Regions from separate parts of the Mus musculus genome. Here region 2 is linked to region 1. A link is a loop called in an ENCODE intact Hi-C map of the cell type or tissue named here. Cell type or tissue: left cerebral cortex. All regions are shown on one strand. Each heading gives the region's core, and the rest is flanking DNA. Links, peaks and the distances in the headings are about the cores only. Region 1 holds the start of Cecr2 (CECR2, histone acetyl-lysine reader). Region 2 has its middle 28 kb from the start of 1700072O05Rik.

Region 1 (15,348 bases), core at 3,008-11,007:
GCATTCCAGACGCTAAGTCAAGAGAATTATAACAAGTTCTAAGACAGCCTGAGTTACAGAGTAAAAACAACCCTGTCTCAAAAACAAAAAAGCTAGGCAGTACAGTCACACGCCTTTAGTCCCATTGTACTCAGGAAGCAGAGGCAAGTGGATCTATAGGAGTTCAAGGCCAGTCTGGGACAAGATCCAGGACAGCCAGGACTATACAGAGAAACTCTGTCTCAAAAGACTCAAAATAAAATATAGGGTGACGGGATGGCTCAGTGGGTTAGTTTTAGCCATGAAACCTAAAAGGCTAGATTGAGATTCCCAGAACACACATAAAGCCACCAGATATTTCAAACATGTAAGAAGCTACACTCCGCCGGGCGTGGTGGTGCACGTCTTTAATCCCAGCACTCAGGAGGCAGAGGCAGGTGGATTTGAGTTCGAGGCCAGCCTGGTCTACAAAATGAGTTCCAGGACAGCCAGGGCTACACAGAGAAACCCTGTCTCAAAAAAACAAAAAAGAAGCTACACTCCAGCTTGTCCTGATCTCCATATATGAAACACATACCTAATGAAAAAATAAAGATCTTTTGAGCCAAGAACCCTTAGACATGCCTTCAATACAAATAATTAAAACGTCCACAAAACTGTGAAAAGACAACAGCAACACAGATTTTGGAGTAAAAGCCCTGAACCTAGGTAGAAATCCTGTGCACACAACCAACCTCCCCAAACTTCCAATCCCCACACATCTGTAAAATGAGGTTAACATCTACATAGTAGTTATGGGCAGCGAAGTATAATGAGACAGTATTTTTTAGATTTATTTATTTATTTCATGTATATGTGTGTACACTGCCGATGTCTTTAGTGGGCATCGGATCCCCATTACAGATGGTTGTGAGTCACCATGTGGTTGCTGGGAATTGAACTCTGGAAGAGTAGTCTGTAGTGCTCTTAACTGCTGAGCCATCTCTCCAGCCCACGAGACAGTATTTTTAAGAAAATACAATCCTATATGTCTCACTTACTAAATTACTATGACCTGTGATCTCTGTGACTTCAAGACCAGCCTGGTATACAAAGCAAGTTCCAAGACAGCCAGAGTTCTTAGAGACACCCTGCCTCGAAAAAACCAATAAGAGAGAATTTTATTGAAGTCTAATACCCACCCTGACAGCACTTGTTCCTATACACAAACAGAATCTATCCCCTAAACACAGCTGATACAACTAATCTATGTTTAAATTTCAGCAAGTTTTATTACTTATATTAATTATAATTCATGGCTCATTCTCTTGATTAAAGGACTAGAAACAGGACTACAAAGGGGAGAATACAAAGCTCTCTATATACTGGCCCTACATCATCCTGCTGAGTGAGGTACTTCAGCAACACACAACCACAAACAGAAAGAAGACACAAGGCAGGGAAGATTAAAGCTAAAAGAGCAAGAATCTCTGGGCAGTAAGTAGTAGCACAAGCCTTTAATCCCAGCACCCAACTTAAATTTTGTTGTTATGAATCATAATGTAAATATTTGTGTTTTCTAATATTAGGCAACCTCTATGAAAGGTTTGTTCAACAGCCCCCCCCCCTCCAAGATTGAGAACTGCTGCTCTAAAGTTATGAAAAATTGTTGTCTTTCACTGCCTTACTTCAACCTGAAGCAAGTACTTAAAGAGGTCAATTATCTTTGTTTCAAATCAGGGTAAAACTTAACTAACTTAATCCACTACAATATTAAGTACAAAACATTTGGCTTTAGCTAAATCATATATAAATGGATTCTATTATCAGCAAATGTGGCCAAAGAGGTCCAAATATGAGATGCTTTGGTGATTAGATGGTTCATCCCTATAAATCAAACAACTAGGGAAGCTTAGGTAGAATAGAAAGCTTGCTTAGTTACTTATTCACAAACCCTAAATGCAAAGTAGGACTAAGAGAGAGAGGAGGGGATGGGGGGGGGGGGGCCTGGGGTTGTACCTCAATGCCTAGCATGCGTTAAAACCCTGGGTTGTCCTAATACATTAAAAAAACAAAAACAAAAACCCCAAACAGTGTAGTAAGTGTTCAGTGATAACCAACTACTAAAGGCAGTGTCTTCAATCTATTACTGTCCAACTACACATAGCCTCTTCAGAAAATTAAAAGCAACATCTATGTATGGCAAACATATCAGGAATATAGGAATTTCTAAATATGTTAACAGAAGATTTTTACTCAAGTGTCAGGATACAATTTTAGAGTTACCAGCTTCCCAATGACTGAGTTATTTTAATTATTTTAGCTGTATTTTGCTAAAAATTAAGCTTTATATACTATTCATGTCTTGTTTTGAAAACCAGGGAAGGAAATTATGGCAACTGAGCTACAACCCTATCATAAACTAAGAATCTGGAGCCACTGAAAACATTATTATTGTACCCTCAGGTTTTTGTTCTGATTATTTTAGAACCTTTATTTAAGGGCAGCAATTCATGAGTGTTCAAGCTTATCTTAAAATGAAAAGCAAAAAAGTAGGGCATGGTGGCACACACCTCTGATCTCAGCACTCAGGAGACAGAAGGATCTCCAGGAGTTGGAGGCCAGCCTGGTCTACATTGTTAGTTCCAGGCCAGCCAGAGCTACATAATGAGACTCTGTCTGGTAGAAGTAGTCTCAGGGCTGGAAAAGACTGTTCAGTGATGCAGTGCCTGCCTGGCAAGTGTGAACACAGAATTCAATCCCCAGCGCCACATACACCACAGAGTCAAGTATGTTGACTCTTCTGAAGAAATGATCAGTTTAAGGTTAATTAACAGAGCGCAAAAATATTTTTACATACAAAAATAAAAACATCACCACTTTAGGGACCTTAAGTGGGAGGTCTTGACCTCTTACAGAACAGCATCAAGAATCTTAGAGCCTTTCACCTGAGAGATTTTGCTTGGGATAAAAACAAATCCTTAAGGATTCCTGCTTTGTCAATGTTCTATAAATCCAAAGATTCAGCCTGGGAAAGAGGAGTAAAATGAGATCTTTCCCACAACTGAAAACTGGTGTCCTAAAGGAATGATGTCTGGTTTTAACTATTTGGTAATCAGTATTCTTCATTTCTAGCTTTTCCAGTGTAATTAGGACTTTCCATGTGTCTAGCAGGTACATTCAGCTCCTTACTGGTATATTTTTACTTTAAGACAAGGTCAGCCGGGCAGTGGTGGCGAACGCCTTTAATCCCAGCACTTGGGAGGCAGAGGCAGGCAGATTTCTGAGTTCGAGGCCAGCCTGGTCTACAGAGTGAGTTCCAGGACAGCCAAGGCTACACAGAGAAACCCTGTCTCGAAAAACAAACAAACAAACAAACAAAAAGACAAGGTCTAAACTAACACTGTTCTGTAAGACCTAACCCATAAACTAGTTGATGTTTTTCAAATCACCAAAGAAAAAACAAAAACAAATTTACTGTTAGCATCTTTGGGGAACTCTGCATTGTTGATGGATCAAAGTCAAATTTCTTAAGAGAATGAGAATTTTAGATATATTTCATCTTTCAGTAACTAATCAAAACCCTAAATAAAATACAGGAAATACAGAAGGGGAAAACCACTATCATGTTCCACATTTATTGATCATCTCCATAGGGAAAGGGAGAAATGGCTGGTAGTATTTAAGGTATGTACATGTTGGAATCAGGATAGTAATGTGCTGAATGTTGTTTCAAGTAACACACACTTTAAGGAACAAAGTGCATCTTCCAAGAAACACATAGGAGAGATGGCTCCCTGTGAAGGAAACTAGTACCAAGCCTGACCACCCAAGCTTGACTCCTGGGGCTCTCACCACCAAATGAATTCCCTCAAACTGTCCTCTGACCTCCACAAGCACTCCCTGACACATGTACACCCACACAGCATAATTTTTTCTTAACCACTAGAATTAAGAGACACCATGTCAAGTAGACCTGATTATTCACCATGTAAAGGACAGTAACAGCTTACATTTCCGAGAGGAATTAGGCCAACAAACACTGAGAACCTCAAGTTTACTATTTAAAGATAGAAATTAGAGGTTAACTTTAAATATGTTGAGTATAATTAAGACAAAATGAGTTTCCTCTACCTTTTTATCAACAAAATGGGAATACAAGGACTTGGGAAAGTGCCATTTCTCCAACAGTGGCGTTTTCAAATGTACTCAATTTGTAATCCGCACATCAATTTATTTCCTCTTGAAAGAAAATGGGTTGGGACAGGTTTATCAGCACCCAAGACAGCAATTGTCACAAGCACCAACACACACACACATACACACACACACACACACTGCAGCCATTTTGAACAGCAGGATTTAATTAGACTACTCAAGATTTCAAACTAACTAAAAGGAAACACAGGACATCAGAATCATTAATCATCATCTCTTCCCCTTTAAGATTCCTCAAATCGTTAATCTTTGTAGTCCGATTTCATTACAAAATTTCATCACAAAAATGGTCCTTACACTCCTGTTCAAACTTTGTAAATAAACGCTTTGAGTTGCGTTTAATTGCCAAGTTTCATTTTCCTAAAGCCTGGAGAAGCCCACGACCTGGAAAATCCTACCAACCTTTTCACTTTGTTTTAAAGTCCCTCCAAAAGCCATCGAATGGCCCCAACTTCAGTCCACATTCCTCTTCACCTTCCTAACCTACACCCCTTGTAATCGGTTTAGATTTCCAATTTCGTTAACTTTGCAACACGAGGAAATTCCCACGCTTCATTCATAGAAGCAAGTGATATTTCTGCAAACACAACGGACTTTAAAAAATAAAGGTGTGCGAAGACCTCAAGAGTCAACAAATTAAAATCAAGATTCGGGGGGGGGGGGGGTGAAGAGGCAACCACAACGGTCAGACTTCCCAAATAAATTACTTTAATTTTGATTACTTCCATTGTAAAGGCAGTCACAAAACTGAAAACAGTAACTGACCAACAACAGTTTCTTGTACCTTTGTCCCAAGGAAGAAAAAAAAAAAAAAAAAGGGTGATTAAGTCCCTACAGACAGGAAAAAAAGCAACTCAACCTGCCAACCAATCAGTATTTCACAATTCCTTCCAAAAATAAATGCCAGGATGCTGCTTCGGACCATCTTATACATTCCGTTTCCCACACTCCCGCCACCGTCCTTGTCATTAGGACCCTCGGATTTTAGTCCAGTTATCACAAAGCCTCGGGTCTTGAAAGCACCTTCGGCCTGGCCAGAAAGCCATTCCTTTCCTCCTCGCTCGCCCGGGGGAATAATGGTGGCGAAATCAACTCAGAGAGAGAGCTCCCGGAATACGGACGGCTGCGCCTTCCTCCGTAGAGGAGCTGTTTTAAAAGGGAGGGGGGCCCAAACTTTCCCTCCACAGTCTCGGCGTCCCGAGCGACGGTGAGCGACGGGCGGTCCCACAAGGAGAACGCCCCAAGCCCAGGCCCCATCTGCGCCCGCCCGAAGTTGACTCGAAGCGCCCGAGAGTTACGGGCCTCCGCAAGTCCGCCAAGTGCGACCCGGGCGAGCGTCTCCCGAGCAACGCCGCCCCTGCCCGAGGCCGCTCCCGCCCCGCCGCTGTGGCCCCCGGCGCGTGAGCCCGCATCGCGTCCCGGTCCCCGCCTGAGCAGCTGCTCGCCGCCTCCGAGGCTCCAGCGGGGAGCGCGCGCGCACTCTCGCCCTCAGACCGGCCGAGAAGTCCCGGGAGAGCCCCGGGGTCCCGCGCCGACAAAAGCAGGCTCGACCCCCGCCGGCGAGAGCGCGCGGGGCCACGGGGAGCCCGTGCCGGCCGCCAGCCTCGTGCCCGCCGCCGAGCCCCCTCGCCGCCCGCACTCCGCGCCAAGTCGGCGGCCCGCGACTCCCCGCAGAGAAGCGCGGAGAAAGGGCGCAGCGCCGGCTACTCACCTCGATCTCGAAGTCGGGCAGGCGGAACGCCGTGCGAAAGAGCGAGCAGAAGTGCGCGATGGCCGGGACTTCCCACCAGGAGCGGAGCTCGCCCAGCCCGGCCGCGCCGCCTTCCTCCGGGCACATCTCCCCGCCGCGCTCGCTCACTCGCTCTCGCTCGCTCGCTCGGACTCCGGCCGCCGGCAGCGCCTCTCACTCAGCGCGCGGCGGCTCCCGCCGCTCGGCGTGAGCTCAAGCGGAGGCGCGGCCGGGCGGGGGGCGGCGGTCCGACTCGCTCAAGCGGCCGCTGCTCGGGCAGCCGGCGGGGGCCGCGCGCTCGCCCCGTCCCGCCGCGGCCGTGCGGCCGCCCCCAATCCCATACAATATAATCCACTCAGCGCTGAGGAAAACAGATGGGGCTGGGGGTGGGGAGGGGGCCCGGCAGAAACCTGGGAGGAGGGGCCGCCCACGAGGAGGGGGCGGGGCCGGCGCGCACCACAACAACAACCCCGCCCCCACCCCTGCGCGGACAGCTGCACCGAGGGCGGGGGAGGGGGAGCGGGCGAGCCGCGCCCGGGGAGGGGCCGCCCGTGACGCGGAGGGGCCCGCGCGCAGCCCGCGGGCGGCCGGGCGGGTGGGAGCCGCGCTCTGCCGTGCAGGTGTTTGGGGCCGGGGAGTTCGGCGACTTTGGTGACGGAAGACAATAAGGGTCTCTCCCACCCCCACGTGGCCTCAGTGGTCGAGTCCTTTTAAAGGGCCCGCGGGGTGGTGCTCTTGCTGGGGACTCGCTCCGGGAGTGCGCACGTGTGGGATTTCAGTTATTACTGCTGTGGAGGGTGGCGCGGGACAGAGCGAGTGGGACGTCCACGCTGGAAACCGGAGGCCCGGGGAAACGACGCGCTTTCCACCTGTTCTTTAGCGCTTTTTTATTTTTATTATTATTACTATTATTAGCCTATCTGAGAACGGGACTTAAGGGAGCGCTAAAGTGCCTCGCTTCTCCAAGGGAAGAAGGTGGTGGGGCTGGTTCGGCTGGAACCGAGTAGGATGGAGGGGTAGAGTGTGGCGGGAAGGGTGGAGTAGGGGGGAGGCACCAATCAGCAGCCTAGCGGGAAGAGCAATTTCCCCCACCCCAGGGAACGGACACGTGCAGCCGCCCTGGAGGAGACTGGCTTTGAGCCCTCTGACTGCCCTCGCCGGAGCGGAGCGCGGCTGCTGCGGGCGCGAGTGCTCACAATGTGGCTGGGAGGCTGGGGGATGGGGAAGAGCCTGGAGACTAAGGACGTGTGTCCGGGTGGGGGTGGAGACCTGCCCGGGCTGCGGGAATACGCTCCGAGAGGAAGGTGCTCGGACTTTAGAAAAGTTAACTGCTATTTAGGACGGTGGAATTCTGTCTAAACCGGAAGGGGAAAAAATCACCCCCGAAATAGCCCAGAAGTTTGGAAAAACTACGTTGTAGTAGCGCCTATTTGTATTGGTCATTTGCGCTTGAGCAGTTCTACTCTAAGAGTCCTGGCTGCTTCTTTAGTCCACCTCGCCAGAAACACCGCCCCTTAGGTGCACTCAAATTCGGCTGTTTAGATAGGTACAACCCTGGAAAGAATAATAGGGAGCGAGTTTGTGAGATAGATGTGTAAGTGGGAGGCCTGGCTCGTTCCTCCTCCCTCACCTATTCTAATTACTTTAATAACTAACCTCTTGTGTCTTTGTAAGGCAGCACTTAAAAACACTAAAATCCTTAAGTTATATATCCAAGTGTGCCTTTTGTGAGCCAACTAACCTTAAGATACTTCATCTTCCCTCACACTGCCCTGTAGGTGAGAGTTAGCAACCCCTACACGCTATCTATCCCATTTTTATTTTTAAAGTTTGTTTTTGAATGTTTTCAAAACGCAGCTACTCTGTAGATACCTCATGAATGGGGGTGGAGGGATACAGGAGGGCTCCGTGGAACTTTTTTGTGAGTCTGTAGCCCAGGCTGGAGCCTCCATGTTTGACTTGCCCTGAACTGCTGTGCTCTTCATGTATCACACCATTTTCCTTTGAAAAGGGTTGCATGAAGCCCAGACTAGGGAGCAACAAGCTCTCTGCACCTTGAACCAATCCTTCCTGCACTTGCTGGGTGCTGGGGTTACAGACACTCTGGGTGCTGTGGCGTTTCTTAACATACTTGTGTCAAAGCCATTATGTTCTGACTGTTTGTTTGATCCTTCCTCCCTGGTCTCCCTGATCCTCCTATCACTCACTTCCATCTTTATCTTTTATCATTATCTAACCTTCTTAGCTGGCATCTCAGTTGTCATTACTATAGCCTAATAATAATTAACAATACCAGAAAGCAGAAAGATAAGAGAGATTTGGCTCCTTCTTAATCACTGTGATATTGAGTGCTCGTTATACCCACTACTCACCCCCATTGTAACTTCTCCCTCTGCTTATTCTCATGCTGCCAAAAGTCCTGGAAATGAAAGGTGTTGGGAGCCTGGAAGTGCTGTACTTCTGCCCCTTAAAGGGGGTCAAGATGATCGGGACCTCCTTCCTCTGAATGGATTTGCCTCAGAGGCCTGTGTCTGCTTGAATGTCCCATATGGGTTAGTGTGACACCAGCCATTGACTATTACCAATATGCAACTCTGTTTCAGTCTGGCTCTGGTCCGACGGTTCTTAGGTCCGACCATTGGATTAGACTGGCTACTGTTGAACAGCCACTTCCTGGACTTGGCAGCCCTGGATCCTTGACTCGGCTCCGAACACTAGTTTTGCCTTTCCCTATGCCTACCTGCTTCAGACCTGTCTCCTGGACTAACTTGGAATCTAGAATAAGGACCCCTGTGGGAATGCAAGTATGGGAATTCTTAAAACAATTGTCACCTGTTTGGATTGTTCCTTTTGCTCTTGATTTGTTCCAACCTAGCCCATTCTCTCTCAGATCACCAGAGTTAGCTAAGTCTTCCCTATACCATGTCTCACTCTTGTTCTTTTCTACTCTTGAGCAGTGCCTTTAACCTCCAGTGATGCTGAGGCTACCTGGAAATAATTCTTTTATTCTCTCTACAGCTTCCATTTCATAACCTCTTCTCCCTGGGTATTTTCCATTAAAGGGGAAATTAGTCCTGACAACTTGAGTTTGAGCCCCTGACCCCACTTGGTAGAAGAAAGAGAATCAAACACCATCTTGGCACACATGCACACCCACACACATAGAAAACAAAAGCATGCCGGGCAGTGGTGGCACACGCCTTTAATCCCAGCACTTGGGAGGCAGAGGTGGCAGATTTCTGAGTTCAAGGCCAGCCTGGTCTACAGAGTACAGAGTGAGTTCTAGGGCAGCCAGAGCTATACAGAGAAACCCTGTCTCCAAAACACCAAAAGAGAAAAAAAAATTTTTTTTTAATTTAAAAAAAAAAGAAAGAAAAAAAAGCACTCGGGAGGTAGAGGCCCAAGAATCACAAGTTTAAGTCTAGCCTCCACTACACAAAACCAAAGACTAGTTTAGATTACATGAGAATCTGTTTCCTTTTCTTTTCTTTCTTTTTTTTTTTTAAGATTTATTTGTTTTATGCAAGTACACTGTCGCTCTCTTCAGACACACCAGAGAGGTAGTTGCTAGGACTTGAACTCAGGACCTCGGCAAGAGCAGTCAGTGCTCTTAGCTGCTCTGTCATCTCTCCAGCCCACAGATTCTGTTTCAAAAACAAAATAGGGCCACAAGATGGCTGAGAGGATAAAGGTGCTTGTCACCAAGTCTGATGACCCAAGTTCTGTCTAGCAGGAGAGAACTGACTTCAGCAAGATGTCTGTGACCTCCATAGGCATGCTATGGTATGGTGAATGGATGCATGTAATCTCAGTGCTCAGGAGAATGAACCAGAAGGATGGCCACAAGTTTGAGGGTAGCCTGAGCTACATGGATTAAGGACCAGCCTATTCTAAACAGTGAGATTCTTCTATCTGTCAAGTACTAAAATTAAAGAGGTGGGCCACCATACCCAGCCTAATTTTTAAAAGTTACTCTATGTGTATGGGTGTTTACTGTAATCTTCTGTATTCTGTATGTGTGTGCTTAGTTTTTCTGGGAGCCAGGAAAAGGTGTTGGATCCCTGGAACTGGAGTTACAGATGGTTGTGAATCACTGTGTAGGTGTTGGGACTCAAACCCGGGTCCTCTGGGCAAGCAGCTCTCGCTCCTAAGCAATACATCATCTCTTTAAGCACCGCCATCACACACACCACCCCTTCCTAACCTACAGAGGCTCACTGTGTTTTCCCAGCAATCTTTAACTCACTATTTAAGATCAAGCTGGCCTCAAACTCAAAAGATGTCCTCAGTGTCCTGAGTGCTGGGATTAAAGGTGTACACAGACAGCCTTGCCTGATCAGACTGCCTATATCAGGGGCTCATTGCTTAAGAACTGCTCTTTGAGAAGACCTGAGTTCAGTTCTCAACACCTGTATAGTGGCTCACAATTGTCTTCATCTCCGGTCCCAGGGAGACAACCCCTTCTCACCTCCATGGATACCAACCATGAACATAGTGTACTTACATACATCAGGCAAATCACTCATACCCATAAAAGAAATGAATCAAGACTTAAGCATATGTATGTTTATGGGTGTGGGAGAATGTGTGAGTGTAGGTATGTATGTATGTGCACCACATGAGAGCAGAAGCCAGGCAAGATCAGAAGCGAGCCTTGGATTACCTGGAACTTGAGTTGCAGATGGTTGTGAGTTACCAATGGGTGCTGGGAATTTAACCCAGGTCTTCTGTCTGTGATTGTTTTACAAGACCACACCCAAACATTTCACTATGCTTGTTTGTTTCTTTTGTTTTTCACTTTTTCAAGACAGGGTTTCTCTGTATAGCCCTAGCTATCCTGGAACACACTCTGTAGACCAGGCTGGCCTCGAACTCACAGATCTGCCTGCCTCTGAGTCCTGAGATTAAGGTGTGTACCACCATACCCTACTAAAAATGTAGAGCCCAAGCTAGCCTTGAACTCGTGTTCCTCCTGCCTCTGCTTTCTTCAAAAAAACCCACTGGGGTGTGCCACCACAACCAGCAGCTTTCATTTTTAAAATGAAGCCAGGCTAACATCTTTATATTTTAAATTCATGTTTAGTATCATGGCATACACCTATATTTCCATTACTTGGAAGGCAAAGTCACAGAATTGGCAATGTTAGAACAAACTAAAACACATGAGACGGCACTGGATAGATAGATAGATGGCTCAGCAGGTAAGAGTGCTTACTGTAACCAAAGGGGTTGGGGGGGGAGGAAAGGAGGGAGAGAGAGAGAAAGAAAGAGAGAGAGAGAGAGTTAGCTGGGCATAGTGACATGCAGCTTTAATCCCAGCACACTAGAGAGCCAGAGATAGGTGGATCTCTGTGAATTTGGAGCCAGCCTGATCTACAAAGCAAGTTTGAGGACAGCCAGGGCTATACAGAAAAACCCTGTCAAAAATTGATTAAAAGAGTCTTTACTGCTATTGGAGAAGAACTGGGTTCAGGGTTCCCAGCACCCACATAGTGGCTCACAACTACCTAAAACTCCAGTTCTGGGGGATCAATACCTCTTCTGATGGCCCAGGACTTCTACATGCATGTGGCATGTGGTGCACATACACACACACAGAGTTTAAATCAGGGCAGGCATGGTAATGCACTCATCTAATACAAGCATTTGGGAGGCAGAGGCAACAGATCTCTGTAATTCCAGGCCAGGCTGATCTACAAAATGAGGTTCTCATAGTGAGATCCTGGCTGAAAAATAAGTTATTCTCCACTGGTAAAATGAGCCAATTCAAGCCAGGTTAGAGTACATAAGGGCAGATTTATTGGGAAGCCACTCTGGTGGGTTCACTGGTCCCAAGGAATGAGGCCAGGGAAGTTATCATTAGGGGAGACCGAGGAAAGTTGGAAAAGAAAGAAAAATGCAAAGAGAGGGAAAGAGAAGGTGGGGAAAGACCAAAATGTCTGGATTATATAGGGAGGAGCTTTTGGGGAAGAGAAAGCCCAGTCCCTAGGCTGGAAAGTTCAGGGCAGAGGGCCAGATGTGCCAGGTAGGGACTGAAGGACGCTGGGAGAACCTGGAGGCCAGGCCCACTTTGGTATGTTAAATCTGCAATTCAGCTGGGCAGTGGGTCTTCAATCCCAGCACTTGGGAGGCAGAGGCAGACAGATCTCTGAGTTCAAGGCCAGCCTGGTCTACAAAGTGAGTTCCAGGACAGCCAGGGCTACACAGAGAAACCCTGTCTTTAAAAAATAAAAATCTGCAGCTCAGCTGCTTGTCTTGGGTCTAAATCCCAACAAATAATCAAAAATAAAATAATAAAAATAATAGTATAAACTTAAGGGGATAGGCAGTGACTGGGATGAAAGTGAATAAATAAAAACAATTTAATTCAAAGGCTATAGGGTGTAGTTTTTGTTTTGTTTTTAATTTGGACTTGTAAGACATGTTTCACTGAGTAGCACTGACTGTCCTGGAACTTTCTCTGTAGAAAAATGAGGCTGGCTGGAACTCATAGAATTCAGCCTACCTGTCTCCCAAGTACTGGGGTTAAAGGCATGTGCCACCACAGCCAGGCCAAGGTGTAGCTTTGTAGCAAAGTTCTTGCCTAGCTCTGAGTTCAGTCCCCAACACTGCCAAAATTTTTAAAATTACATTTAACCACGACATATCAGTTATTCACTTGCTGGTCATACAAGGATAAGACAAATTGAGATGGCTCCATGGTCAAATGCCCCTGCCGGGCAAACCAGGCATCCTGAGTTTGATCCCCGCGTCAAAAATGGTTTGTATCTTTAATTCCATCATCCAACCTCCTGGTGAGATGAGAGGAGACTGAGAAGTCCCCAGACACCCTGCAGGACTAGCCAGAAACTGTAAGAGACCTTCCCTTAAGAAGTGAGTTGGTCCGGGCGTGGTGGCTCACGCCTTTAATCCCAGCAGAGGCAGGCGGATTTCTGAGTTCGAGGCCAGCCTGGTCTACAAAGTGAGTTCCAGGACAACCAAACCCTGTCTAAAAAAAACCCAAAACCAAAACCAAAAAAAAAAAAAAGTGAGTTGGAGGACAGCTGTGGTAATCCACACCTTTAATCCCAGCACTCAGGAAGCAGAGACCGGAAGCTCTCTGTGCAGTGCCTGGCCAACCTGGTCTTCATGTGACCTTGTCTCAAAAATTAAAAAAGAAAAAGGAGAGAGAAAGTTCCTGGGTTAAGAACAACGGCTGCTCACCTAGAAGGCCCGGGTTTGATTTCCAGCACTCACACACAGCTCACCACAGCCTGTAACTCCACTAACAGGAGATCCAATTCCTCTAGGCATCAGGCATTCAAAGTGGTACACAGACATAATAAAATTAAAAGTTAAAAAGAAAAAAACAGATGGAGAAAACTGACCGTGAAAACCTTGTCCTCTGACCTCCACCCACGAGCTGTAGCATGCACTCATAGTAATACGTTTTATACACACACCACACATATGCACAGAGCAGAAAAGCAAAAAATCAATGACAATCTTTTGATCACTGGAAGATCCAAATCTGGTAGATGCTTATTGAAGACCTGCCAAACGCTGGCTTTCACCGCCTTGTTAGTTTTTCACTAACACCTCCACCCAATCCCACCAGGAATTCTCTCCTGCTGCCAAACAGATGGATGGCCTGCTCCCACTTTGATCATGCCGGGGAAGGACTCCTTACAACTTGACTTCTGAGCATGAAGCTTCAGAGCTCACTTCCTTGATGCAACACTGCTGAAACACCCTAATTTGGGGATGTCCCCAGGTACGCTTACACAAGAGACCGGCACACTGCATGCCTGACTTCGCCAGCCCTGTGTCTTTCCAAGAGTGCAGTTACCTGACTCTTGCCGTTAGAGCAGTCTTCTTCCCGACTAGACTCTTCCAGGAAATCTCCCCTGATACTCACCGATTGTGTAATAACAATCTACATAATGACAGGGAGCAAGGCTGAGTGTACAGCCTGCCTGCTGCCTTCCACTGCCTTTCTGTTCTCAGCCATGGAACCCACACACTCCCAACTAGATAGGTGGCAGGCCTTTCTCAGCAAACTTCCCACATCTCCCCCAGCTCTGGTACCATTTTGTCATATGCTACCTGGAGGCTTATATTCAATATTAAGGACCAGGAATTAAAAACCTAAGGTTATTGGACATGGTGGCACATGCTTTTAATCCCAGTACTTGAGAGGTAGAGGCAAGCAGAACTTTGAGGCTAGTCTGGTCTACATAGTGAGCTGTAGGCCAGCTAGAGAACTACATCATAAGATACTGTCTCAAAACAAAAACAAACAAACCCTGAATGTAAAGATATGGGCCAAAAGTACAAGGCTTGCCTACCAGGCCTTAGGTAACATCAACATTCAGAAAAAACAAGAAAGCCTTACTTACTCATAACAACTTTTTACTTCTATTTTTAAATTTATTTTGTGTGTGTGTATATGGTTTTTCAAGACAGGGTTTCTATGAGTAACAACCTTGGCTGTCCTAGAACTTGCTCTGTAAACCAGGCTGGCCTTGAACTCACAGAGATCCACCTGCTTCTGCCTCCTGTATGCAAGTTTTTAAAGGCACCTGGCAATTTTTATGATTATAATTTTATAATTAATTTTTCCTCTTTTTGGCTGATGTTGGTGATGTGTGTTTTGTTGTTGTTTGCCTTTCTTTGTTTCTGGATTTTGTTTTGTTTTGTTTTGTTTTTTGGAGACAAGGGTTTGTCTGTGTAGCCCTGGCTGTCCTGGAACACACTCTGTAGACCAGGCTGGCCTCAAACTCAAAAAGATTTGCCTGCCTCGGCCTCCCGGGTACCAGTAGTGCATGCCTTTAGTGTGAATGCCTTTAATTCTAGTACCCAAGAGGCAGAGGTGGGTAGTGGAGTATGACAAAACTTTTCCTGGGGAGTTGCACTACACATGTCTACTTACCCCAGATAAGGTGCCCACAACAGACAGAAGTGTGGGCACCTCCAAAGCCCAAAGCTTGTGATTTTTATTGGGGGTGTTGTGCCAGGGAAATGTTATTGGTCCCCCAAACACACACACAGGAGACAATCTGATGCAACTCACAACAGGGTCTTTATTCTATCCGAGCTAGCTCGGGGCTTACCAACACACCATGGTCATGCAGGACGGTTTTGGTGGCTGGGGAGCCCCGAATGTCTATGGGGCAAGGCTTTATAGTAAGCAGCAAGCAGGGAATACGTGTGCAAGCATCTAACTGGGAAGCTCCTATGGCCTTTAACATAATTGGCTGGTGCTGGGAGTCATATCATAAACTTAACTTCCGCTCCCCTCTGCATTGGTGGACGTTAGGCAGGGGGTGGGCTTGTAACCCGGGGTGCAGGTTTGTTGGGGGAATAACCTGTAGACACTGGTCTTGTTGGGGGTATAACCTGGAAACTCTGCTCTTGTTGGGGATTAGCTTAGAGACTGGAGCTAGGCTCAGGTTCTCTTGGGG
Region 2 (15,348 bases), core at 3,744-11,743, 83 kb after region 1:
AATACTATAACGAAAAAAACAAGAGCCAGCCTGGAAGCTTCAACTCTGACCCTGGATGCCTTCCAGTTGGGCTGCCCAGCTCAGGGCCCTGGCACCCTCCAGTGTGCAGCAGCTGGGCAGCAAGGGAGCCAAGGCACTCTGAGAGGGTAATTCTGCTAAAAGGAGAAAGGCCAGGGAGCTTGGAGGTTCCCAGGCAGGGATGAGGGCAACTAAAGGGGGAAACCCTTGTCAAAGGAAGGGAGACCTTCCATAGGAGAAGCAGGGAGGAGGGGAGGAAGAGGAGGAGGAGGAGGAAGAAGAGGAGGAAGAAGAGAAGAGGAGGAGGAAGAGAAGAGGAGGAGGAAGGGGCAGGCAGAGGAGCACTGGAGATATAGATGCTGCTCTTTTTTTTTTTTTTTTTTTTTTTTTTTTGGTTTTTCGAGACAGGGTTTCTCTTTTAGCTCTGGGTGTCCTGGAACTCACTCTGTAGACGACCAGGCTGGCTTCGAACTCAGAAATCCGCCTGCCTCTGCCTCCCGAGTGCTGGGATTAAAGGCGTGTGCCACCACGCCCAGCTTAGATGCTGCTCTTGTAGCCAACCCTAGTTCAGTTCCCTGATCCTGCTCTAGTGGGCAGTGACAACTCTTAGAAGACGATCTTTATTTGTTCTTATACCAGGTGTGGTGTTACACATCTGATTGTTTGCTTGTTTTGTTCTATTTTATTTTCCGGAGACAGGGTTTCCCTGTGTGGCCCTGGCTGTCCTGGAACTCACTCTGTGAACCAGGCTGACCTTGAATTTAGAGATCTGCCTTCTGAGTTCTGGAATTAAAGGTGTGCACCACCACGGCCCGACTGCACATGTATACTCAGGAGGACCACTGCAAGTTTGAGGCCAACTTGGGCTCTATCCCAAGAGAAAATAAGCCGGACACCATGAGTCTGATCCCTGGGACACACAGGTGGGAGGAGGTCACCAACCTCCAGAGTTGTATTCTGACCTTTACTCAGGCAGCATGGCATTCCCTGTCCCCAATAGACGCAATATATTTACTTTTTTTTTTTTTTTTGGCCACAGCCGGTTACAACAATAAAATGTAAAATATGCATGAGAAGCTGGGCAGTGATTGGACGTGCCTTTAATTCCGGAAGGCAGGGGAAGGCAGATCTATATGAGTTCAAGGCTAGCCTGGTCTACAGAACTAGTGGACATCCAAGGCTACACAGAGAAACCCTGTCTCACAAAGCCAAAAAGTGGGGGAGGGAGAAATGCATGATTATCTTTAACACACTTGACTGAAAACAGCTCTCTCTGCCTGTCAGCAAATATTCACCGAGTGACTGACAGCTATGCCATGGTATAATGTCAAATGAATGGTCAGAAAGGAAAAGAATCCCATAGGAGAATCGTCCAGATTTTGACAGATCAGAACCAGTTCTCATTGTTCAGTTAAAAGGAATTGACCAAGGCTAATGTCACAGCAGTTTGGGGAGGCTGCTTGGTGACCAGCTTAGTCAAAGACAGCAGAGAGTCTGTCCTTGAGGTACAGTTTCCATCTGGCTATGGAGATAAGGCTTGAAGCCAAAATAGCTAGTGAACATGTTCCCAAAAAATCCAGTAAGTGACTCATGCAATTTCAGCATCTGGGAGTCGAAAGGCAGGACCTTAAGTTTAAGGCCCGTCTGAGTCTGAGCTACACAGAAACTTCATCTCAAACAAGAACAGATTTATAGAGCCTGTTGGCTCATTCCTGTAATCCCAGCACTCAGAAGCCTGAGGCAGGAGAATTGCTGCAAATTTGAGGCCAGCCCAGTGCTACAGAGTGAGATTCTATCTCAAAAAACCAAGAAGCCAGTAAAGGAGACTGCTAAGCCTAGGGCCTGAGGACCTGGGGGGGGGGGGGGGAGAATAAACTCTTTTTCTTTTTCTTTTTTTCTTTTTGATTTTTTCGAGACAGGGTTTCTCTGTGTAGCCCTGCTGTCCTGGAATTCACTCTGTAGACCAGGCTGGCCTTGAACTCAGAAATCTGCCTGCCTCTGCCTCCCAAGCATTGGGATTAAAGGCGTATGCCACCACTGCCTGGCTTTCTTTTTCTTTTTCTTTCTTTTTGTTTTGTTTTGTTTTTTTCAAGACAGGGTTTCTCTGTGTAGCCCTGGCTGTCCTGGAACTTACTCTATAGGCCAGGCTGGCTTAAAACTCAGAAATCGGCCTGCCTCTGCTTCCCAAGTTCTAGGATTAAAGGCATGCGCCACCACTGCCCAGATCAACTCTTTTTCTTTTCTTTTTTCTTCTTTTGGTCTTATGAGACAAGATTTCTCTGTGTAACCCTGGCTGTCCTGGAACTCACTCTATAGACCAAGTTGGCCTCAAACTCGCAGAGATCTATCTGCCTCTGCTTTTTAGTGCTGGAATTTAAGGTATGCACCACCACCACCCATAAATAAATAACTAAAATAAACAATCTAAAACAAAACAATACAAATAAAACATACAGACAAGAATTCAAACATGTGGGGCCAGAGTAAGTGGGGCTGGAGCAAGCAAAGACCTGAAGTTCAATTCCCAGCAACCACATGATGCCTCACAACCATCTGTACAGCTACAGTGTACTCATATACATAAAATAAATTAATAAATCTTAAAAAAAATAATTCAAACATGTGAAATACTTCATTGGCTATGTGGTCAGTCTATCTCTTTATTATCTATTATCTATCATCTATCTTAGTTATTTCCTATAGCTGTTAACACAATGGCCAAGGTGACTTATAATAGGAAGAGTTTATTTGGGTTTAAGAGTCCATGATTGGGCTGGCAAGATGGCTCAGTGGATAAGAACACTGACTGCTCTTCTGAAGGTCCTGAGTTCAAATCCCAGCAACCACATGGTGGCTTACAACCACCTGTAATGAGATCTGACACGCTCTTTTGGTGTGTCTGAAGACAGCTATAGTGCACTTATGTATAATAATAAATAAATCTTTGGGCCAGAGAGAGCAGGGACTGAGCAAGCAGGGCCGACCAGAGCAAGCAAGGTCCTAAAAATTCAATTCCCAACAACTGCATGAAGGCTCACAACCATTTGTACAGCTACAGTGTACTCATATACATAACATAAAATAAGCAAATCTTAAAAAAAAAAAAAAGAGTCCATGATCTATCAGGCATGGTGGCACATACCTTTAATTCCTAGCATTTGGGAAGCAGAGGAAGATGGGTCTTAATGGGATCACCAGCCTTGTCTACATAGGTCCTGTAAAGAGAATATGTATTGTGTGGAAGCATCAGCTGTAGATAAAAAGCCCATGGCCAATGAGCTGAGGCAGGATTAGAAGGTGGGACATCCAGCAGAGAGGAGGGAAGATTCTAAGAAATAGTCAGGCATGAAAGGTTCACCCCAATGCTGATGGAGACAGATGTACGGACCTGAAGAAAGGTAGCTAGTCATATGGTAGGACTTAGAATAGAATAAACGGGATAATAGAGGTAAGAGCTAGCAGAAACAAGTCAAAGTTATGGCCTAGGCATTTATTCCTATAGAAGAAGTCTAAGAGTCATTATTTCAGGGAACAGAGGCCAATGGAAAAGCTCATGAATACAAGTTCTAGGACATACAGTGAGACCCTGTATCAAAAAGAAAAAGAAAAAGAAAAGAAAAGAAAAGAAAAGAAAAGAAAAGAAAAGAAAAGAAGAAAGAGATCACAACCATCAAAACAGGGATTTGTGGCTTGCTGGAGCAGTAAGCTGAGAGCTCATATCTTAAACTGTAAGTGGGAAGTGGAGAGAATTAGGAACAGCTCATCTCTCTCTCTCTCTCTCTCTCTTTTGAGACAGTGTTTCTCTGTGTAGTCCTGGGGCTGTCCTGAAACCCACTCTGTAGACTAGGCTGGTCTTGAACTCAGAAATCTGTCTGCCTCTGCCTCCCAAGTGCTGGCATTAAAGGTGTCTCTGCTGTGGAACCCAGGGCTTCAGCCAGGCTCTGAATCCAGCTACCACCGATCCACATCTGCCACAATCTGATGAGTGAGTCCATAGGTGGTCAGTGTGCTCCATGCAATTGTTAACCTAACAATAGGTTCTGGGGTGATCTGGGGAGAAGGCTTCTTTCCAGTCAGATGTTCTCCAACATTCTTCTTCAGGTCAGTTTATTGAGCTGTTTTTGTGTGCCAGGGCCAGGAGGACAAGAGACTTTCTTCTATCCTTGTGTCACTGTCCCTCTGGGTGTATCTCCATTCTAATTACATACTTATTAAATTTTACAGTTTATTTATTTGCTCAACATTTATAAAAACACAATCCAAAACGGTTTATAATTAATGATCCAAGTCCTATAAGCCCTGAATCCATATTAAAGGCTGGGTTTGAAGTTGGCCGGGGCAGAAAGCCAGGACTCAGGCAAGCACTGCAGTCCTGGAGCCTCAAAAAGGGCTCTGGGTTGCTTGGTGGCTCCCTTAAAATGGGAAAGAATGTGTCTGGCAAAAAGGAAGAGTTTCCTGTGTAATCTTCTAGGAGCAGCATTCTGGCTTGCTTCTCACCAAGGCCTCTGTCACACACAGCTTTGCTCAAGCGTGTTCAGTTCTGTGCAAGCAGAGTGCTAGGCTCCCTTGGGTGTGTCCCCCCCTCCCCCCATCCGAATGCTCTGCCTCCTCAGCTGAGTGTACACCACTGACCCCATTTCAAGAGTCTGCACAAGGCGCTGGGGATGCAATCCTGTTAGCAGTGTGTTTGCCTAGCATGCCCTAAGGCCCAGGTTCCGTCTCTAGTTACAGAAGGGAACTGGGTCCCCGTCTTGGTTCTTAGTCTTCTTAATAAAAGAACTTAAGAATAAACACAGACCACAGTGAGGAGGATATAGAATAAACTGAAACAGAAGCTCAAGGACAATGTGATTACAGTGGAAAAGAAAACCCCAGGGCAGGCAACCTATAAATCTCAGCCACTGCCCAGGGGAGCATGGAGGGGAAAACGGCTGTGCCATTTAAGCTGGCATGAGGTCAGACACGTGGCAAACAGCCACACGAGGCTGGAGAGCACTAGGAAAAAGAGTAACAAAGCCCTAATGTTGGGGAGACCAAAAGTGTTGAACAAAACATGCTTAGGAAGAGAGAGGAAGAAAGAAAGGAGAAGTAATAGTCCCCTGAATAATTCTGAGAAGCAGGCAGGTTTATGAAGCTGTGTGGTGACCCATAGCTGGTAAGCCACTGTGCTAGGAGAAGGGACTCTGGGAGGGAAAGTGCGGTGTCTTATTAAAGGACTAATTATTCTGCCCATCTTTTTAGCAATGGGTTTTTGAATTTTTTTCCTCCTTTTTTACTGTGTGTGTGTTTTTGTTTGTTTTCTTTTTAGTTTCCTTTCTTTCTTTTTTTTTTTTTTTTTTTTAAAGATTTATTTATTATTATATGTAAGTACACTGTAGCTGTCTTCAGACACACCAGAAGAGGGAGTCAGATCTTGTTACAGATGGTTGTGAGCCACCATGTGGTTGCTGGGATTTGAACTCTGGACCTTCGGAAGAGCAGTCGGGTGCTCTTACCCACTGAGCCATCTCACCAGCCCCAGTTTCCTTTCTTTCTTTTCTTTTCTTTTTTTTTTTTTTTTTTTTTTTTTTTTTTTTTTCTGAGACAGGGTTTCTCTGTGTAGCCCTGGCTGTCCTGGAACTTACTCTGTAGACCAGGCTGGCCTCGAACTCAGAAATCTGCCTGCCTCTGCCTCCCAAGTGCTAGGATTAAAGGTGTGTGCCACCACCTCCCGGCTCTCACTTCATTCTTCCAGTTACCGGGTTCTTAGTTGCTGTCCAAGACTATTTTGAAGATAGAGGAGCTGGGCTGAACTGACTGGAAAGACGCAAGGGCTCCTTGAGGAGAAGCTGGTGTTCAGCGCCAGCCCTGCCAGCCTTTGAAGTCATGGAGGATGAGCAGACATCTCCTTTTTCACTTTACTAGGCTGTGAGCCCTTGAAGGGAAGAGAGAAAGGCCTTTCTTTTATGTGCATGTGTGTGGTGTGCATGTATGCGGAGCCCTTTAGGTGTCTGCTTCAATTGCTTTCCACTCCACTTACCAAGGTTGGTCTCTTGCTGAACATGGAAATTGCTGATCTGCTTAGTTTACCCAGCTAAAAGGCCTCACGGACCTGACTCTGCCTCCCTAGCACTGGAATTGCAGGCAGGCCATCACAACCGACTAGATTTTACATGGTTTCTGGGCATTTGGACTCCAGGTCTTTATACATGGTAGGTGCTTTATCCAATAAAAGTGTGGCCAGGCTGGGCAGTGGTGGTGCACGCCTTTAATCCCAGCACTTGGGGGTAGGCAGATTTCTGAGTTCGAGGCCAGCCTGGTCTACAAAGTGAATTCCAGGACAGCCAGGGCTACACAGAGAAACCCTGTCTCGAAAAAACCAAAAAACCAAAAAACAAAAAAAAACCCCCAAAAAACCCACAACCCCCCCAAAAAACTCCACCTCTACAAAGAGACAGAAAAGTCTAGAACTGAAGCTCTTCCACCAAGACAGCAACCTCTAGTGGCAGGGATATGTTGATTGATGCCAGCCTCTAGGGTCCTGCCAACCTGCTCAACAATGGGCCTCGTGTCTGATTGATTTGTTGTTGTTATCAACTTGACCTAAACTAGAGTCGTTCTGGAAGACAGAGTCTCTGTTGAGACTATGCCTCCATAAGACTGGCCTATAGCCACGTCTATTGGCTTTTTTGTTGTTGTTTGGTTTTTTTTTTGACTGATGTGGTGGGATCCAGCCCCTTAGTACCATGGATCTACCCATGTCGTGCCACCCTGGGTAGGGTGGTCCTGGGTGATACACAAAAGCAGGCTGAGCAAGCCATGGGGACCAAGCCAGTAAGCAATACTCTTTTATGGCCTCTGCATTGGTTCCTGCCTCCAGGTTCCTGCCTTGATTTCCCTTCATGATACACTCTACGTTATAAGCTGAGATTAAACCCAAGTTGCTTTTGGTCATGATGTTTTCTCACAGTTGTAGAAACCTAAGGCTCTCCTGGCCCCCATCCATTTTACTTATGTGTATGTTTGTTTGTTTACATGTTTATTTACTTATGCATTTATATGTGGCAATGGTACCCATGGAACCCAGAGCCTCATTATGCTAAACATGTGTGAAGTTCAAGAATCTTTTTTTTTTTTTTTTTTAATTTTCGGAACAGGGTTTCTCTGTGTAGCCCTGGCTGTCCTGGAGCTCACTCTATAGAACAAGTTGGCATCGGACTCAGAGATCTGCCTGCCTCTGCCTCCCAAGTGTTGGGATTAAGTGTTGCCCCTTGTTTAGAAGAAAAGTGTTAGAGGGTGTCAACCCTCCCCCTCTGCAGCGACACCCCGCAGAGTCTCAGTTCCCACTCCCCTGAAAAGGGCAGAAGTTCTTCAGCTTGCCGGAGAAGGCAGGCCTGTAATTCCAGCTAGTAAGGAAACCTGGGACGGCTGGCTCGAGCCCAGGTGAGTGAGACCCTACCTTAAAAATGAAAAAGGATTTTTAAAAAAAGGACTGATGACCACAGCTCAGTGGTTGAGTTTAGAGTGTTTAGAAATAGTGAGCCCCTAGGTTCAGTTGTTTCTGGGCTTACATTTTATATCCAAAAGGATTGTACTAGTTTTGCTTTTTAATTTTTTAACTTTTTTTTTTATATCCCATTTCATGAGTTTGGGTGTTTTGCCTGTATGTGTGTCTGTCTGTACACCCCTTGTGTACCTGGTGGGCATAGGATCCCCAGGAACTGGAATTACAGACAGTTGTGAGCTGCTGTGTGAGGTCTGTTAATTGAACTCAGGTTCTCTTTAAGAGCAGCCAATCTCGCCAGCCCTGCCCCTCGCCTGCACACCCCCTCCACACCCCCCCCCCCTAGTCCTCAGAATAAAAAAAAAAAGAAAGAAAGTAGGACATTGAGGAAGTCCAGTAAAAAGATGCTTTGGCTTTGGCTTTCACATACCTTTGTGCACCTTTGTGACTGTGTTTTTGCAGTGGTGGGGACAGAACCCACAGTGTCATGAGCACCAGCATGCATTCCACCAGTAATCTATAAATGAGGTATATCTATGGGGCTGGGGAGAGATGGCTCAGCAGTTAAGGATACTGTTCTTACAGCGAACCCAGGTTTGGTTCCTAATACAACAGGGTGGCTCACAACCATCCATTGTAACTCCAGTTCTAGAGGAGCTACTTCCTTCCTCTGACCTCAGCGGGCACCAGACAGGCGTGTAGCACAGACCTACATGCAGGCAAAACACTTACACAACACGTTAAAATAAACAGCAGGGCTCACATCTTCAATCCCAGCACTCAGAGGCAAAAGCGGGGGATCTCTGTGGGTTCAAGGCTAGCACGGACTAGCAGGAGAGTTCCAGGCCAGCCTAGTGAAAAACCCTGTCTAAAAATAAATAAGTGCTGGTGAGATGGCTTAGCAGTGGTTGAGAGCTCTGACTGCTCTTTCAGAGGTCTGGAGTTCAAGTCCAGCAACCACATGGTGTTTGACAACCATCTATAGGGGGATCTGATGCCCTCTTCAGGCAGGCAGATGTATGTGCAGCAGAGCACTCATACATTAAATAAATAAAATTTAAAATAAATAAATAAATAAATGACTAGCTAAATTATGAGGCAGGTCCTTTTTTATTTAAAAAATTTCTATTAATTAGTTAACTAGTCAATGAATTGTGTGTGTGTGTGTGTGTGTGTGTGTGCACGGTGGCCAGCACCTTTAACCTCTGAGCTCTCGTCAGGGCCCCCTTTTGCAGTTTACCAGTGAGAAAACTAAATCTGGGGGTCTGAGGAAGTTGAAGTCTCTCCTTCAAGGCCAGAAAGCCTTGACTGTCGTCCTGCCCAGCCCTGTGCTAAGTTGGTCTCTTGGCTGCTTACCACACCAAACAGCATTGTGCGTTCAAATACCTGATGACAGTCTGGGTGAAGCTCAGTGGCGGGGCCTTTGCTCCGCATATGCAGTGCAAGGCCCAGCTTTGCCCTCCAGCACAAAGGGATGGGAGGTTCGAACAAATGAAAGGCAGGCTTGGGTCCTTCAAACACAAGCCCTTCTGCATAAACTGTAAAGACAAATTTATGAGGAACTAGAGGCACAGCGCGGGGAGTGTTGGGGGCCTGGGAGGTGGGAGGGTGGAGTGGGGGTGCCAGGGGGGTGAGGGTGTAAGGACAGAAAAACAGGGTGGGGGGCACCAAGTTTTATCATCTTAAGCTTCTCACAGTTGAGGTGGCTGGCAGTGCAGGGTTCAAGCTGTGAATTGCGCTCAGAGCCTCTAGGGTATCTCACCAGGCAGCTTAGGGCACACACTTGCTCCCTGGGAAGAGGCACTCTGGAGTTCCTCTCCTGTGTCCCCAACTAATGGGACCTTCTGTTAATGCCTGCCATTGGCGCTGGGGACCTATTAAGCCCTAAGCTAACTTAGGGCTTCTGACTACCAAACCCAAAGTGTGTTGTCACAGGGACACACCAAGCACAATAATATATGTGATATATGTAACATGTGTCAGAGCACATCATATATATGCCTCTCTTCTGCACTATCAAGTATTACAAGAGGTGACTTGACTTTCTCCCGGGTGTTTTCCAGAGCCCTCTATCCCAGAGCCTACTTCCCCTGCAGTCTGGAATGGAACTGGACCCCTGAGGGCTCCTCTGTACAGATTAACCCTTTCCTTTCACTCTTCCTGTCCCTAGCAAAAGGGCTCTGGGCCAAATGGCCAGACACTGGCTCCAGGGCTGGCGGATGCCATAAACCTGTTTTCCTTGGGGACTCCAGAGATCCATGCCTGACTTTCAGAAGCACAAACGTTTTGTTTGAAATGGCCTCGGGAGGAGAGAGAGAGAGAGAGAGAGAGAGAGAGAGAGAGAGAGAGAGAGAGAGAGAGAGAGAGAGAGAGAGAGAGCGCACAGGGCTCCAGACACGTGTTCCTCATTTGCCATTGGTGGGGCACAGGGGCGGCGGAGGGGCTGGGGGGGGGGGCGTGTTGCGGAGTAAGTGCCAGCAGGAGAGAGGCAGACTGCAGCAGCTGCTGCCGCCACCATGCCACCAGGGAGTGAGGCTTCTGGGGGGAATGGAGGGAGAGAGTGCACGGAAGAAGGGGTGGGACTTGGGGACGAGGGCGGTGTCACTGGGGAGGAGAGAGCAGGTGGTGGCTTGTTTATCTGCTCAGCTGTTTTGTATCTCTGAGCCTGAGCGCCAGAGACTGAGACCAGAGCAGCTGGGAGGAGGGAAAGCGGTGCAACTAGGAGCCCTAGTGGTCTTTTGCCTTAGTTACAGGTCTCGAAACCAAAGCAGAGCCGCCGGAGGGAGATCCACGTGGGTGCTGTACTCCCTCCTCTGTCTGTAGGGTTGCTTGCGGCCCATATGCTCACTTCTGCCGTGCAGACACCCTGGCAATGCCCTCTTGCACAGTGCAAAGGTTTTCACTGGGTAGTCACCCCCTGGGCTGACACTGGCACAAATGCAATGTAAATATCCCTGGGTCTCACTGGCACAGTCTTATACGTTAATTGGCATGGCCCTGGGGGTGGGGCGGGCAAGTCTGCCAGCTCCTAGCCTCGGTAGCAACCCAGCCTGTTCCAGTGGATGCCATCTGGGTGCAAACAGGTCACCACCCCAATTTCTGCCCGGTTTGTCCCAGCATCTCCGTCCATAGGCAGGGACTTCCCCTCTCCTGTACATATATAGTCCAAGACCAACGGAGTTACTAACGGGTCCCCTTCACACCCCAGTGCCTCTGTCTCATTTGCATGCTAAATTGTTCAGAGGCAAAGCTCCAGCTTAGTTTGCCCTGCCGCCTTTTGACCAGGTTAATAAACACAGCGGCTTTAGCGCAGGAGCGTTTGGGAGGGAGTCCACCTTAATTACGGTAGTTTGAGAGTTCACTCGCTGTCTCCGCGGCCCTTCCTCCAGCTTTGTTCTTGTTTGTTTGTTCAAATGAGAACGTTTTTGGAGACTTTGGTGCCCGAGTCCCTCCCCTCCCCATGAGGATTGCCAAAGGTCTCTTTCTGCCTTCCTCATGGAGCACAAAGCCAGGATGGCTCCGCTGACAAAGGGTCTGCTCCCCTGGCACTGGGCCTAGGGGTTAGGATGGGGTAGAAAATGCAGATGCCTGTGGGGCTCTTTTAAGCTGCCAGTTTAAAGACACATACAAGCTCATGCTCGCGCGCGCTCACACACACACACACACACACAAACCACCCCACAAGCCACCCATGTACCAAGGGCTGCTGAGCACTGCTCCTCTGACCTCTCTCACCTGTGTCCGGAGGGGGCAGGGCAGGAGGGAAGCTTGCTCAGCCTGTTCAGCCTATGGATGTGCACAGCCACGGCCTTGGTTTTGGGATAGGCTGACTGTGGAAGCTCAGGGATACAGGGGCAGTTTGCAGCTCCCAGAGGCTAACGCTGCTCTTACAACTTTGGTGTTTTGGAGCCATGTTCCCAGGGCTGGATCCTCCCGTGTAAAGAAACAGGATTGTGCCTCTAAGCCCACCCTTTCCCACTTTACAGATACGCTGGCTTTTAGAATGCCAGTTTCCTTGTCTCTAGCCCATTTCCTTTTCCAGACACAAGGCAATCCAATGAAAGTTCTCTCTTCGTGGCAGCAGGTCCCACAGCTAGCCTGTTTAACTGTCTGTTCTTCAACCCCCGCAGCTTTCGGCCACCCTATTGTCGTCTGGTCAGTGACAGCACCTCCACCTTCCTTCTACACCAAGCAAATTCTCTAGTCTTCACTTATGAGAGATCAGAGCTTCAGCTGGCACCCAGTCAATTGACCGGCCAGCTTGGTTTGCAGTGCTGGGGATGGAACCCACAGCCTGGCTCATGCCAGATAAATGCTCTACTCTTGAGCTATCCCCAGCCCTTGTCATTTTGTTTGTTGAGACAAGGTCTCAAGTACCACAGGCTGGCACTAGATTTGATATGTAGACCAGGCTGGTCCCAAATTTGTGGGCAGTCTGACTCATCCTACCAAAAGGTGGGATCGCAGTCACACACCACCCCAGCCTGCCCCTAAAAACAAACAAACAACCCAAAAAAACTTCATTCTTAGATATGGGTAATTGTCAAGTAGTTTTGGTAGAACCCAAGGACTCAGATTCAAGCCTAGTGTGCCACTATACCAGGCTCTGAATAAACTACCAACAGGAGGCTTTTTCCTCATTCAAATCTGTCTCTGAAAGTGGGATTTTATCTTTCATCTTCACAATACTGTTACTGTTCGCTCCTAAATAATTTTTATTTTTAAAATGCTTATTTTACTTTATATTTATATCCTTTTTGCCTGTATGTAATGTATGTCTGTGTGCCATGTGTGTGTGTGTGTGTGTGTGTGTGTGTGTGTGTGAAGTGCCCTTAGAAGCCAGGAGAGGGCACTTTATCCTGGTGTTAAGGATGGCTGTTACCCACCCTTGTAGGTGCTGGGAATTAAACTCCAAACCTCTGGAAAAGCAATCAGTGTTCTTAACTGCTAAGCCATCTCTCCAGTCCCGATCTCACTACAACCACTGCCACCTCCACTACCACCCAACCATCATCAATACCATCATCACCACCTACCACTGTCATCACCAATGGCAGCCATCTTCAAGCAAGTTATCAAAATTCTCTCTCTCTCTCTCTCTCTCTCATTCTCTCTCTCTCTCTCTCTCTCTCTCTCTCTCTCTCTCTCTCACACACACACACACACATACTACAAAGGAAAAAGAAGAGAAACATATCCCCCCACCCCCACCCCCCAAGATCTCCAGGAAAGTTAGGAAGTGGAGTTGTTCCTTTGGCCAGGTGTCTGTGAATCTACAGGAAGTCACTTTTTCTGTAAGCATCAAGGTAGCAGGCACTGTTCAAAAAGGAATGTCTTGTAAATGTTACTATGACATCACCCAGCATGCTGTGGGCATCCTTGCATGCAAGCAAGTGAAGGGCAAGATGCTTGCCGAGAGAATTAGTGTGCAGATTGAGCATATGGACCACTCTAAAACAACATCCTGAAGTGTGCCAAGAGAAACGATCCGACCACACCCAATGCCAAAGAGAAGGGCACAGGAGTCAGCTGGAGCTGCCCCACTAAGAGAAACAGTCTTCTTCTTCTTCTTCTTCTTCTTCTTCTTCTTCTTCTTCTTCTTCTTCTTCTTCTTCTTCTCCTTCTCCTTCTCCTTCTCCTTCTCCTTCTCCTTCTCCTTCTCCTTCTCCTTCTTCTTCTTCCTTCTCCTTCCTCCTCCTTTTTCTCCTTCTTCTCCTTCTCCTTTTTCTCCTCCTCCTCCTCCTCCTCTTCTTCTTCTTCTCCTTCTCCTTCTTTTATGTAAGTTATACATATGAATGCTCTGCTGCATGTAAACCTGCATGTCATGTCAGAAGAGAGCATCAGAGCTTCTGGGTGCTGGGAATTGAACTCAGGACCTCTGGAAGAGCAGCCAGTGCTCTGAACCACTGAGTCATCTCTCCAGCCCAAGAAACACACTTCTTTGTGGGGACGAATGAGGAGCCTAAGCAACTGAGTCTGTTCCCCCTGAAGTCATGGCCTAGACTACAAAGTGTTGTTCTTAGAAAAGATGAAGACAATGTAAACAGTAAAGTAGTGTGTTTATGATTGTGTGCAACCTTGGGGTAGGAACTGCCATTATGGCCATTAGGTCTGGTAGGTGGGGCCTGGCCTTTGGAGTTCCCAAGGGAACAGGGCCTTGCTGGTGGAAGCTTGGTGTACCTCAGTGAGTCAAAGTAGTCAGGACCTGGAGGTCTCTGGGAGCAGGTTTACAAGGGATCTGTAGGAGCCTCAGGGAAAGCCCTTCTGCCAACTGGGTTGATGTGAATATCCAACATTCCTCCCTTTTTTGTTTACTAAAACAGTCAGTGACCAGGGAAGGAGGCAACATTATCTTTAGACTGGTTCTTGCCTAATGGGAGCATCAAAGTCCTTTTGGGACAAGCTTGATCTTTGCCACCAGGGTATATAGGTGTCACAGGCCTCTGGTTCCATAGCTGGGGGTTGGTAATCCTGTACTAGCAACGGATTAAAAGTCTTCTTAGAAATCTTTTGACTCTGTTGTTGAAAAAAATCTAGATAGGAAGTTTCTGAGGCAAGAATAGTAAGATCAAGAAAAAGAGGAGGGGTGGGGGTTAGGAAGGAGGATAGCATGGCACTGGTCAGTACACATCTTTAATCCCAGCACTTGGAAGGCTGAGGCAAGTGGATCACTGAGTTCAAGACCAGCCTGGTCTACAGAGGGAGTTTCAGGACAGCCAGGGCTACACAGAGATAACCTATCTCTTAAAAAAAAAAAAAAAGGCCGGGTGGTGGTGGTGGATGACGCCCTTAATCCCAGCATTCAGGAGACAGAGGCAGGCAGAACTTTTTAAATTCAAAAGCAGCCTTGTATACAGAGGAAGTTCCAGGACAGCCAGGGCTACACAGAAAAATTCTGTCTTAAAAATAAATAACTAGGGAGCTGGAGAGATGGCTCACTGACTGCTCTTCCAGAAATCCTGAGCTCAATTCCTAGCACCCACATGGTGGCTCACAACCATTTGTAATGGGATCTGATGCCCTCTTCTGGTGTGTCTGGTGTGTCTACAGTGTACTCACATAAATAAAATAAACAAATAAAGAGATAGAAGGGTAAAGGACTGGGTGGATTTGTGTATATTAATTTGAAACAACCTAGAGTCACCAGAAGGGAAGGAGCTTCATTTGAGGAAATGCCTCCATGAGGTCCAGCTGTAGGGAATTTTCTTAATCATGGGGAGGGCCAAGTCCATGGTGAGTGGTGCCATCCCTGGGCTGATGGTCCCAGGTTCTATAAGAAAGTGGACTGAGCAAGCCAGGGGAAGCAAGCCAGTAAGCAGCACCCCTCCATGGTCTCTGTATCAGCTCCTGACTCCAGGACCCTGCCCTGTGTAAATTCCTGTCCTGATTTCCTTCAATAATGAAGAGCAATATGGAAGTCTAAGCCAGATAAACCCTTTCTCCCCAATTTGACGTTTGGTCATGGGGTTTCATTGCTTCAGTAGAAACCCTAAGACAGGTAGTGTCCAATTTCATATTGGACTGTCACCAAGCTGCTGCTTAGCATTTTCAGAGATCTGTCTGGAGGTGTTAGGTCTTGTCTTTTACTATTACTTATTTTGCAATTGGTTAACATAGAAGCAGCATTCCTCCCCAAGGAAGAGACAAAGACCATCTCTCTCTGCTGTTAGTAAATCTAATTCTTGTCACTTTCGTAGTGAGACAGTGGCCACTGAGTATATTTGGCCCTAGAGCATGAGGATGGTCTGAACCACCCACTGGGGATCCTGGAGGAACCAAGAGGAAAATGAATGGTAAATATCTAGGGAAGTAGTCAGTCCCCCCTCCTCAAGTGGTGACACCAGAGG

Evidence for each region. Hi-C counts contacts between places; a loop is a spot of excess contacts. Peaks named below come from ENCODE experiments on the same cell type or tissue, not always from the same donor. Only the 100,000 strongest peaks of a DNase experiment are listed, where the experiment ranks them.
Region 2: it touches region 1 in a loop (5-fold over the local background); 6 of 42 quality-filtered maps call a loop at or near these places.

The regions. Positions count from the first base shown.
Region 1 is chr6:120,657,247-120,672,594 of GRCm38, reverse strand. Cecr2 (CECR2, histone acetyl-lysine reader) reads right to left here and starts at 6,281. Exons shown (of 19, transcript NM_001368706.1): 1 at 5,888-6,281. The coding sequence starts at 6,013. In left cerebral cortex, for the core only: no CTCF peak of the experiment used is centred there; DNase peaks (open chromatin) are centred at 5,395, 6,081, 6,666 and 7,017; H3K4me3 peaks cover 2,836 bases; H3K27ac peaks cover 1,344 bases.
Region 2 is chr6:120,575,083-120,590,430 of GRCm38, reverse strand. No RefSeq gene overlaps it. Among named protein-coding and RNA genes, the nearest start is that of 1700072O05Rik, 28 kb to the right of the region's middle. In left cerebral cortex, for the core only: CTCF peaks have their summits at 8,511 (motif pointing left) and 10,214; DNase peaks (open chromatin) are centred at 4,447, 10,244 and 10,971; H3K4me3 peaks cover 1,276 bases; H3K27ac peaks cover 397 bases.